2 separate regions of the Homo sapiens genome follow, and region 2 is linked to region 1. The links are chromatin loops, found by intact Hi-C in ENCODE. Cell type or tissue: heart left ventricle. All regions are shown on one strand. Each heading gives the region's core, and the rest is flanking DNA. Links, peaks and the distances in the headings are about the cores only. Region 1 overlaps MYL3 (myosin light chain 3). Region 2 overlaps ALS2CL (ALS2 C-terminal like).

Evidence for each region. Hi-C counts contacts between places; a loop is a spot of excess contacts. Peaks named below come from ENCODE experiments on the same cell type or tissue, not always from the same donor. Only the 100,000 strongest peaks of a DNase experiment are listed, where the experiment ranks them.
Region 2: a loop joins it to region 1, with 3 times the contacts of the local background. A loop is called at or near these places in 1 of 110 quality-filtered maps.

Annotation. Positions count from the first base shown.
Region 1 is chr3:46,857,766-46,863,128 of GRCh38, forward strand. MYL3 (myosin light chain 3) reads right to left here. Exons shown (of 7, transcript NM_000258.3): 2 at 3,195-3,222; 3 at 2,911-3,060; 4 at 1,710-1,883; 5 at 619-696; 6 at 466-507; 7 at 107-336. The coding sequence ends at 479. Among named protein-coding and RNA genes, the nearest start is that of MYL3, 3.0 kb to the right of the region's middle. RefSeq lists an enhancer at 2,531-3,031. In heart left ventricle, for the core only: a CTCF peak has its summit at 2,687 (motif pointing right); DNase peaks (open chromatin) are centred at 2,836, 3,436, 4,036 and 4,906; H3K4me3 peaks cover 5,000 bases; H3K27ac peaks cover 4,859 bases.
Region 2 is chr3:46,664,732-46,670,094 of GRCh38, forward strand. It overlaps ALS2CL (ALS2 C-terminal like), which reads right to left. Exons shown (of 26, transcript NM_147129.5): 26 at 4,264-5,363. Among named protein-coding and RNA genes, the nearest start is that of ALS2CL, 26 kb to the right of the region's middle. In heart left ventricle, for the core only: no CTCF peak of the experiment used is centred there; DNase peaks (open chromatin) are centred at 1,950, 2,490 and 5,090; H3K27ac peaks cover 2,828 bases.

The DNA of each region.
Region 1 (5,363 bases), core at 140-5,139:
GAGGTGGGTAGGAAGGGAGGGAGGGAGAAAAGGAAGAAAAAAGAGGAGGGGAGGGAAGGAAGGAGAGAAGGAAAAAAGAGAGGGAGGAAGGGAAATAAGTCAGAAAGGAAGGCCGGCAAGAAGCCATTTATTCATGAGGCCCATGGGGTGGGGACAGAGCTGCTGTCACAGGTAAGCACAGCCTGAGAGGGGCCAGAGACGGCAACCACGTGGAGAGGTCCAAGGGTTTTTGCAGGAGTCTTGGTAAGGCTCCCCTCCTTCCCACGACTCCAGGCCGCTGGTGTCAGCATCACACATGGGAGATGAGACGTCCCTGCACAGCCTTCCCTGGGCTTCCTGAGAGCAAAGGCAGTGCAGATTACAGAGGAGGAGGGAGACGGAGGCAGCAGGATGTCAAGTGAGCACTGCAGCTGGTGGAGTGTGGGCAGGTGGCAGCAGCGGGTTCAGGAGGGAGTGGGTGCCTACCTGGGCACGAGGTTTAGCTGGACATGATGTGCTTCACAAATGCTGGAAAGAAGAGGAGAGTGAGTGGCAGGAGTGCAACATGGGGAAGCCATGGCTGGGAGCCTGGGTCCCAGCACTCCCCTCCCAGAAGACCCCTGCCCCTGCTGAGCCCACCTTCATAGTTGATGCAGCCATTGGAGTCCTCTTGCCCAGCCATCAACTTCTCCACTTCGTCTTCTGTCAGCCTCTCACCTGGCAGGAGTGGGAGGCTGAGTCAGCACCGTGCGTGCAGAGGCATGATGGGGTGGGGGCACCCACTGAATCCCTCTAGATGGTGGCTCAACCTCTCCAGTATTCCCACAACCAGCACTGTTCACAAGACCTTGGCCATCACCCCATTTCTGAGGCCAGGAGAATCAGTGACAAGTTAAGAAGGGGCCTGGGGTGCAGTACGTGCTGTCCTCTGTCCCACTAGGCTGGGAGGGGGTCCCTCCGCCAGGACGAAGCCAGGGCTCCCTAGAAGCAGTCCCTTGGGGCAGCCCCTTGAGGCTAGAGGAAGGGCCCATGGGGTGGAGTTGGGGATCTTGGGAGAGGGTGGTGGAGGGAGCCAAGAGACCACCCGCTGCTCCCCAAGTCTGGTATTCTCCTGCCTCCGTACTTCTGTGTGCTGTGCTGGCCCCCCTTCAAAATGCCAGCCGCAGCTCCCCCTTCTTACCCCCACCTTTAGACACACATGCACACACAGAGAGAGAGAGGAGAGAGAGACCAGCACGGAGCTGAAACAGTAGACACTCAAATGTTTGCTGCAGGAAAAAATCACTTTGAAGAGGGACCCCCTGCTGCAGGCAGCCGATGGTAGGGGTATAAGTGGGAGGTACACAGGGCTCCACAGAGGTCAGGATCCCCCCAGGCGGCAGGCACTTGACCTGCTTGACCACTTAGGGCTGTGGCCCTGGAATTTGACCTTGGAGTAATGACCACCAGGACGGTGGCCTGGAGTCGTGGGAAGGAGGGGAGCATATCAAGACGGCTCCTTCCTGCCCTGCTCTGTCCCCAGAGCTGATGTCATCCCCCTTCTGTGAGCTGCACCAGCATGCTTGCTTTACTCTCCTCCTAAGTAACATTTCTGTTGTCTGCCATTGAGGCTCCCTAATTATGTAACTCTCTCCATTTCACCAATGGGTCACAGGCCTGGGGGGCAACAGAGTGGTTTCTCCCAGGATGTCCCTGGAAGGAGTTGGGGTAGGGGAGGAGGCTGCCCTCACCCAGCGTGGCCAGCACGTGGCGAAGCTCAGCACCCATGACAGTGCCATTGCCCTCCTTGTCGAAGACCCGCAGCCCCTCCACGAAGTCCTCATAGGTGCCTGTGTCCTTGTTCTTGGAAATGTGCTGGAGCATAGGCAGGAAAGTTTCAAAGTCCATCATCTTGGTATTGAGCTCTGCAGAGAAATGGTCCCAGGTTCCAGGGTCTAAGGCTGGGGTGGGCACACCCCTCCCCCATGCCTGATAATGAGGAGCTATCCCCACCTCTCACACAGTTCTACAACAGTCTACACCAGTTCTCACAGCAGTCTACACCAGTTTGCCATTTAAAAGCAAACTACCATCGCGAGGCACTTTACAGTCTACTGAGCAATGCACTGTTTCCATAGCCCTTTGCTATTCACAAAGGGAGTTTGCTGCCCTGAGCCACCACGGAGGGCTCTGTCCAGAACCCCTTGCCTACTTTTGGGAAACAGTCCTCCCCTCGTGGCATTTTCTTATAGACCTCACCCTCCACCACCTGTGATTGGGTCAGGAGCAGCTAGGCCAATCAGAGACCTTCCCTGGGACTTTTGAACCCTTGGTGGGGGCTTGGGCCTCACTCCTTTTTTTTTTTTTAGCTTTAAAATTTTATTCATTTATGTATTTATTCATTCATTTATTTATTTTTAGACACGAGGTCTTCTTGTTACGTCACACAGACTGGAGTACAGTGGTGTGATTATAGCTCACTGCAACCTCAAATTCCTGGGCTCACGGGATCCTCCTGGCTCAGCTTCCTGAGTAGCTGGGACCATAGGTGCATGTCACCATGCCAAGCTAAATTTTTAATTTTTGTAGAGATAGAATCTCACTATGTTACCCAGGCTGGTCTCACTCCTGGCCTCAAGTGATCCTCCCAAAGCATTGGGATGACAGCATCCCACTGCCCACTGCTGTCACTGCCCGACCTTCTCACTTCTCCATAGGTGTCAGCGCCTACCACCAGGGGGCCTGGCAAATCAGCATGGATCCAGATGCTCCAGCAAACCATTACTGCATGTCACCTGGTCGGCATGGCCCTGTGACTGGCCTCGGTGCCCTCATCGGGACAATGCGAGATGTCAGGAAAGATTCTCGTGCTATCCCGCAGGATGGATGGCAGCCCACCCAGCCAGTCTCCCCGGTACTAACACTATGGGGGCTCTCGGGCAGGTGCACTACCTTCCTGTCTTGGCTTCCCCAGGACACGGAGCACTTCTGCCTGTGTGGGGTTCTGGCCCAGCGCCCGCAGGACATCCCCACACTGCCCGTAGGTGATCTTCATCTCACACTTGGGTGTGCGGTCGAACAGCATGAAGGCTTCCTTGAACTCTGCCAGGAGAGGGCAGTGAGCCACAGACACTCCCAGGGTCAGCCTACCCCACTCCCCACACCCCTGGCAGGACCCTCAGACCAGGGAACCCCAGCCCAATCCTGCAACCCCTGGGTTCAAGACCCCTGCTCACCTTCAATCTGCTCAGGTGTGAACTCAATCTGAAAAGAGACCCCAAAGACTCAGATGCCCGGCTTAAAAGGTGGGGCCACACCTCCTCCTGGGCACTCGGTGGCCAGCCCAGAATGTCAACTGTCTCAGCCTGTCCCATTCCAGCATCCCAGCCTGCACCCCCAGGACCTCCTGCAGTCCATCTTGACGCCCTCCTGCCTCCTTGCCCCCCTCCACCTCTCCAGCCAGAAGGCCTTGAGGCTGTGTGCACCGAGGCCCTGATGCTCGGTGGACCCTGGCAGGGGTAGCAGTGAGGAGGGAGGCCACATGCCCAAGGCCTCAGGCCAGCGTGGGCCTTACCTGATGCTCCCGGTTCTGGACAGATGTACCTTAAGCCACAAGCCCCAGTCAGGCTGGCTTTGCTTGGGGCCTGGTGGGCAGGACTGTCAGCAAAAGTGAGATGGGAGGGCCCAGGGTGGTAGAAGGAGTAAGGGCAATGGTACAGGCCGAGGGCTGGTGGCTGGAAGCATCGAGGGTGAGCACAAGTGTGCATGTTTGTGTGTGAGCATGTGTCTACATACGTCTGCCCTCACAGAGCCCCCTAAGCCCTAAAGACCAGGCAGTCACTCACCAGCCCCACTATACCTATTTCTCACACACCCTGTCCGTAGGTCCCTGGGAAGCTCCCACACCCCAGGACAGCACAGGGCCAGGGCAGTGCTGCTGAGTGTTTGCTGAAGTCACATTGGGGCCACCTTGATTGACGTCAATCAAGAGGCCTCCCGGGATCCAGTGTCCCCCTCCTCACCGGATACCAGGTCTATTTTTATCACTGCAGTCACTCGCCCCAAGGTCAAGGTCACACAAGGGAAAGGAGGTTGGGGGAGGGGCATGACTGGCGTCTCTCTCATGGCTGCTGCCACGGAGCCCCACCAATCTCCACAGTGCATGCCGGCACAGAGGGACACCCTGTTCAGGGCCACCCTACCATGACTGTCCCTCCTGGCTTCTGGCTTGACCCAGTGTTGGGAAGAACAGGTTGTCATTCCTGGCTCCCTGAGAGCTCTCTCCACCAGGAAGCCTACTGAGATTAGGGTCTCTGGGCTCCTGGCAAAGGCTCCCTGCCCTTTACCTGCAACCTGGGGATGGGGGAAGAGGGCGCATGAGGGGTCTCATTGTCCCCACCTCTCAGAAGGAAGTCTGTGCCAACCTAAGGCCTGGCGAGAAAGGACAATGCCACTATGGGCCGTGGCTGTGGTCACAGCCTCACCATGAGGCCTGCAGAATGCAAGCCTGGGACCTGGGTGGCCAACTCCAGGTGCATATACTCTGAATGGTTCCCAGCAGCCCTGCAAGAGGGGACTTGCTGTTCTGTTTCACAGCTGAGGAAACCACGCCTCAGAGCAGCGAAGAACTTGGCAACTAAAATGGAGCAGAGTTGGGATTTGAACCCTTGCCTCAAAGGACATGGTAGGTGTCTCTGGGAAGGGCTCATGAACAGGAGGCAAGACTTCACCGATGGAATGTAGGTCCTGCTGGGCATGCAGGGATGGCGAGGGTTCCACAGGGCTCCTGAGGAGGCAGCCAGGGCAGCAGTGGTCCCAGCCAAGAACAGGGAGCAGGCAGGACACAGGGTACGTGCTGCTATGCAGATACCACAGGTGGGAGTCATGGCTCCCTCCAAGTTTAGACTCTGAGAAAGACTTTGCAGTTGGGGAAGGGCTCCTGGGGCCACTGGTCATAGCTCCATGACCAGCTTCCTGCACAGCTTTCAGAATGTCCCCAGCCAGCTGATGCTTCAAGTTCCCTACCTAAAAGCTGAGGCCTGGAAGTGCTCTACCAGCTCTGGGCTCGGTGATTTGAACGAGACCCAGCCTGGACAGGGGCCCTGCTTCTTCTTACTCCCTATCTCATCCACGCTGGGAGCGTGTATGGACTTGGGACCCCTCAGCTGAACAAGGAAAATCCCTGCCTGGCTCCAGCTGACTCCAGGATTCCCCAAGGATGAGAAGTCCAGGAAGAAGGGCAAGGGAGAGTCCATTTCCAAAACCACTAAAAAGACAGTCCAGACTCAAACCCCAGTCTAGACTCCACCTTAGTTCTCAGCAGCACCAGAGGAGTCCTGCAGAACGTCTGACCACCATCCCTCCTGCTGCAGCCCTTCTGATGCCTGAAGCAGTCAGGGCTTGTC
Region 2 (5,363 bases), core at 174-5,173, 190 kb before region 1:
TCAGTGAAACCAATAAGCTGACCAATTCTGCATAGCCCAGGTAAGCATCAGAGCCACCTGGATACACCATCACACGAGGCCTGGCCATCTGTCCATAGCTCAGGACTGGGGCCCACGTCAAAGCCTAGTGAGGCCAGCACATGAGGCCAAGCAAGCCTGCAAGTGTACCAGCTCCACAGTCAAGGGACAAAGTGACTCCAGTGCACACAGCGACCTGTGCACTCCAGTACACTGACCTGGCCAGTCCTGGAAAACAGACTCCACGGACCCCTTCCCCTTCTGCCAGGAGCACCACTGGGTGCTGACGACCGTAGATGCAGCAATTCCCATCTGCGGGGAACGTGGGCCGTGCTGCTTGACAAGTCCTAAATGTACTGCTGCATATCTGAACTCCTGGAGCACATCCAGTCGGACAATGATGCCGCCCTCATAGCCAAGAGAACCAGCAATAGGCAGCTATCTGAGGGCTGCTGTGTGGGACATTTCATGTCGCCTACCACCCACAGACAGCAGGTGACTTAAAAGATGAACTAAAAAAAAAAAAACTGAAAAGATAAGTGGACTCTAATTGTGGCAATTCTCCAGGAAGGTACCATTCATTTAAATAAAATATTTAGTTATGAGGTAGGGAGGGGGAATAAGAAAAGACCCACACTGGCTGTGAGAGACCCTGCTGCATAATTCATCCTCCTCACTCTTCTCTGCCCACCTCCATCCCTGCATGGAGGAACCCGGGCTACTGACCCGTGGGCTGCAAGGTGGGGGTTGGTGTGGGAGATGCTAATCCGGTCACTCTTACCTCCTGGCTCTGCGTGCGAGCGCTGGGCAGTTGTGGATATTGATGATAATGATCATGATCATTATCTCAGGCGTGATCACTCCTAAGAGTGCCGCTGGCGCAGCCCGCACGTCTGGGGTGATACATAGTAATCACCTCCAGAAGAACACTGTGGGTTAGGAATAGTGAGGATTTCGAAAAGCGGAGCAGCTCTGCTGGAGGAGAAGGAACACCCTAGGCTCCCGGAGGCATAGAGAGGCCAGACCATTAGCGTCTTTTGGCTCTCGCCTGCAGGACACCTGGCCCACCTGTCGTCTCAGAATGCTGTGGTCACCTTGTCCCAGACCATTACCACTGCCCTCAGTCTAACTCCTGGACACCCATTCTCTCAAGAGAGCCTCAACTGAGGACTGTTGACTTTGGAGGCAAGACAGCCCCCGCCAAAGCAATGAAACATGATTAATTTTCCAGACACTGATGAGGCCTCCCTTGGCCTCATCTTATTATCGCTGGTACCCTACTGCCAAAACAAACGAACAAACAAACCAAACACTCTCTTGTGTGCTTTTCACAGATCATAGCTACTGCTCTGAATTTAATGAGCCACTGGACCTATCATCCTCCACCTGACCCTGATGACTAGACCGCACTCCCTCATTTCCACCTCCTCCCAAATACTTTTGGACATGAGGGGCCAGGCCTCAGCCAGGGGGCATATGAGAAGATCACTTTGGGAGAAACTTGCCTGTCTTGAAGGCAAGGAACAGGGACAGGTGGCCAAACACCTGGGCTCCAGCTCTGCACCTGGTAGTGCTGGAGTCGTGCAGTCACCCAGCTGGCACCTGGGCTCTGGTATGAGGCCGTGTGGGTCCAGTCCATCATAGCTACTCAGCCCCCTGTTTATTGGGGACAGAGTGTGTGTTTCTGCTTGCTCCTGAGGGCCTAGGTTTCCTGGGTTGTGACTCCTGGGGCTTTGGTCATGAGGAAGTTGAGATAAAGCCCATAAAGTGCTTAGCCCGCACGTGGGTCCTCTTCAGTGCATCCAGAGCCCAAGCGGCATCTCTTGCCTGCCCTTCACAGCAAAGGGTGCTCCTCATGGCAGAACAGGGTGTCTGGGCAGCTCCTTTGCTTACAGACAACAAACAGGACCCAGTTAGGAAAAGGACTTGGCCAAGGTCCCAGAGAGACCAAGACCTGGCAGCCTGGACCCCATCCCAGGTTCTCGCCCGCAGCAAGAGTAAACACCAGAGTACGTGTCTGTACAACCCTTGACAAAGCCAACCAGAAAAGCCCTGACCCGATCTGAGCTTGACCTTGACCCTCATTCTCACTCCAGTCCCTAAATCTAACTTGACACTGACCCTGACTTCAACCCTAATCCCTAATTGTATCCCTCACACTGACTTTAACCCAGACCCTCGCCTTATCCTTTCCCAGGTGCCCATAAGAGGGCAGCCCCTGTCCCCTGCTGGGCCCCAGTGGTCAGCCGTCCCTCTGGGAGAGTGACAGCTGAGGTCCTGGGGCCCTCCTTAGGGCCCTACTAGTGAGCATCTGCTTCACTCACACAGTGACACTAAGCACCTCTCCAGCAGCCCCTGGTCACCCCTCTGGCCTCAGCATCCCTCCAGCCTTCTCTGGAGCTGCAGTAGGCAAGGGGCATGCACAGTGGGCACCCTGCTCACGCACTGGCTCCAGCATCCTCGGGGGTGGTGTGAATGAACAGAGGCTTGGTCAGCACTCGGGTCCCTCAGATGCCTGCCAGCTCCCACTGTGGGGCAGCTGTTCCAGACCATACTCCAGACAGGGAACAGGGCTGCCATCCAGGAGGCCCCTGGGGAGGCTCGCTGACAAAGAAGTCAGCAGTCCCTTCAGAGGACTTCATGGGGCCATGCTGTGCCCTGGTCCCTTTCAGAACGCCCTCTCCATCCACCACTACCTCTGGGTCACTGGCTATAGCCTGGCCACGCCACTCTGTGGCTTTCCTGCAGCTGGAGCTCCAACCAAGCAGTAGGGCAGTGCCTGGAGGTGTCCTGCCACACTGGCATCATAGCTGCCTGGTGTGGGCACACGGCCCCAGGAGGGCCAGGCCTGAGCCTCTGGTGCCGTGTGTGACTATGGAGCAAGGCACAGAGGGTGTCCATCTTTTCTTCCCCTTCTCCTGAGGCATCAGCATCAACTTGCTGTCTACTCCTGGCCTGTGTTTGCCCGGGGCTCCATTTCCCTGGGGCCCGTCCATCCTGGACACACCAGAGGGGTTGTTTGCACGGATGCTTCTCCAGCCAGTCTGAGATGCTGACCTACTCTGGGGGTCAGGCCCTTCAGAGTCCAACCCCTCCCGTGTCAACCTGTATTCTGTCCTCGTCCCCAACTGCTGTGGAGCACAGGCCCCTGGCGAGGCGGCCTGCACTGTGCCCGGGGGAAGGATGGGAAGAAGACACCACAGAGGACTGTTGACTTTGGAGGCAAGAGAGCCCCCGCCAAAGCAATGAAACATGGGCCCAGGTCTGGAAAGGGGCTGTGAAGAGAGAAGCCTTCTTCCTAGGGGAACAGGGGCTTCATATGACCTAGGCCTGCAAGGATGGATCTGCCTAGGACCTAGTGGGACTGGAGGAGGGCATTTCTGCAAGAAAAGAGATGAGTGAGAGGGGCAGGAGCAGGAGGGCAGGGCAGAACAGGGTGGCAGATGGAGTTGACTGGTGAAGGGAGTAGTGGGCCTGGGGGAAGCAGGACTAGAGGTTGTATGATTGACTGCATGCAGGCCCGGGTGCAGTTGTGGGTGGGGCGGTTGTCCAGGGCCAGGGCTGCCGTCTAGGATAAGCAGGTGGTCCGGCTGTGCAACCTGGACACATCTGCTCACTGAAAAGGCCTTTGGCCCCTTGGGTATCTGTCATTCTCAGCCCCACGTCCTGGCCCCCGAGGGCAAGGCCAATGTGTTTGAGTCCCACTGTAGCCTGGGACTCAGCCCTTACAGGAGAGGAAACTGCCTGAGTCCGTGAATGGGCCGTGTCTCCCTGTGCCTCTCTCCACTCTGTCCCAGGTGATTGTGAAGTGCCATTTGGGATTATTAGGAAGAATCTTAGCACTTCCTCAAGATCACCACTGAAGAGAGAATCCTCATCCCGGGAAAGAGGTGGGAACTAGAATGGTGGAGGGACTGGAGCTAGGCCCTGCCAGGCTGCTCTGAACATCAGTGAGATCACTGAGGTGCTAGGGTCCCTGCTGGCCAACCCTGCCATCCAGAGACTGGGCACCAGCAGGCTCTCTGGGCAGCCAGGGGCTCCTGCAGCAGCTGGGAGAGGTCACCCTGGAATGTGGACTGGGTGGGTCTTCTGTGCATGAAGCACTCACTGCAGTGGTCAGGCTCATCTACAGCAAGGACTCCTGCCTGCCTGCCTGCTCTGTGGGTTTCGTTGTAAGGGTCTGATATAGCTCTGTCTGCCCTTGGACTCTTCCAGGACCCTTTTAAAACACTGCAGCCCCCTAGGCTCTGTCCAGATGCTCTTTTTTATTTATTTTATTTTTATTTTTATTTTTATTTTTGAGGCAGGGTTTCATTTTGTCACCCAGGATTGAGTGCAGAGGTGCGATCTCCGCTCACTGCAACCTCGACCCTCCAGGCTCAGGGATCTTCCCACCTCAGCCTCCCGAGTAGCTGGGACCACAGGCACACACCAACACACCCAGCTAATTATTTTATTTTGTATTTGTAGAGACAGGGTCTCACTATGTTGCCCAGGCTGGTCTTGAACTCTCAGTTTCCAGCAGCCTTCCTGCCTCAGCCTCCCAAAGTGAGCCACTGTGCCCAGCCAGAGGCTCCAGTTCCACTGGTGTTGGGTGAGGCCTAGTGAGAGGGTGGGCAGAGGGCCTTGTTGAATCTGAACTGCAGCAAGGGCTCGCAGATCTCAAAGGAGGCAGGGAAGTGTGCTGGGGTCCCGTCAGCATCGCATGAACTCAGGGATGGCTGCATTTGAGGCCAGGGTCAGGCTGTCCTCACTTATCAGGGGACAAGAGCTGGCTGATGCCGATTGGAAAGGATAGAATCCTAGTGAGCTGCCCCAGTCCCGGTAAGCATGAGTGCCTGCATATCCTCGCTCTTCCTCAGTTCCACCCCCTTCCTGGGGGTGTCACAGGCTCCTGGCAGAACCAGAGCCCATGCCCTGCATTTGGGCTGGCACATTTAGTGGAACCAGCCAGAGAAATGCTGTCCCTCCTTCCTGGGGAAGTGGTGGCAAACAGAGGCGCCAAGGCTCTCTCTGCCCACTGCCCACATCATCTCTGGGACTCTGCGGGTGCCCTCTGCCCCAAGGCTACTGCCAGGGACTCAGGTGTGGCTGGGCTTTCCAGAGCCTCCCTCAACCCTCCCCTCACAGGCTGAAGTCAGTACTTCGTTTGGGGGAGCCACACCCAGAGCCAGGAGCCTGACTTGCTCAGGGCCTAGGGAATGGGACCAAGAGTGATCCAGCTTCTTCTCCAGAGCTGCACCCTGCACAAATCCACCCTCTCCCTACGCTTTGCCCTGGACACTTTCAGAACACATCACACTGCCTGTCATCATGCATCTCCGGCTAGGGCAGAGGGAGACCGT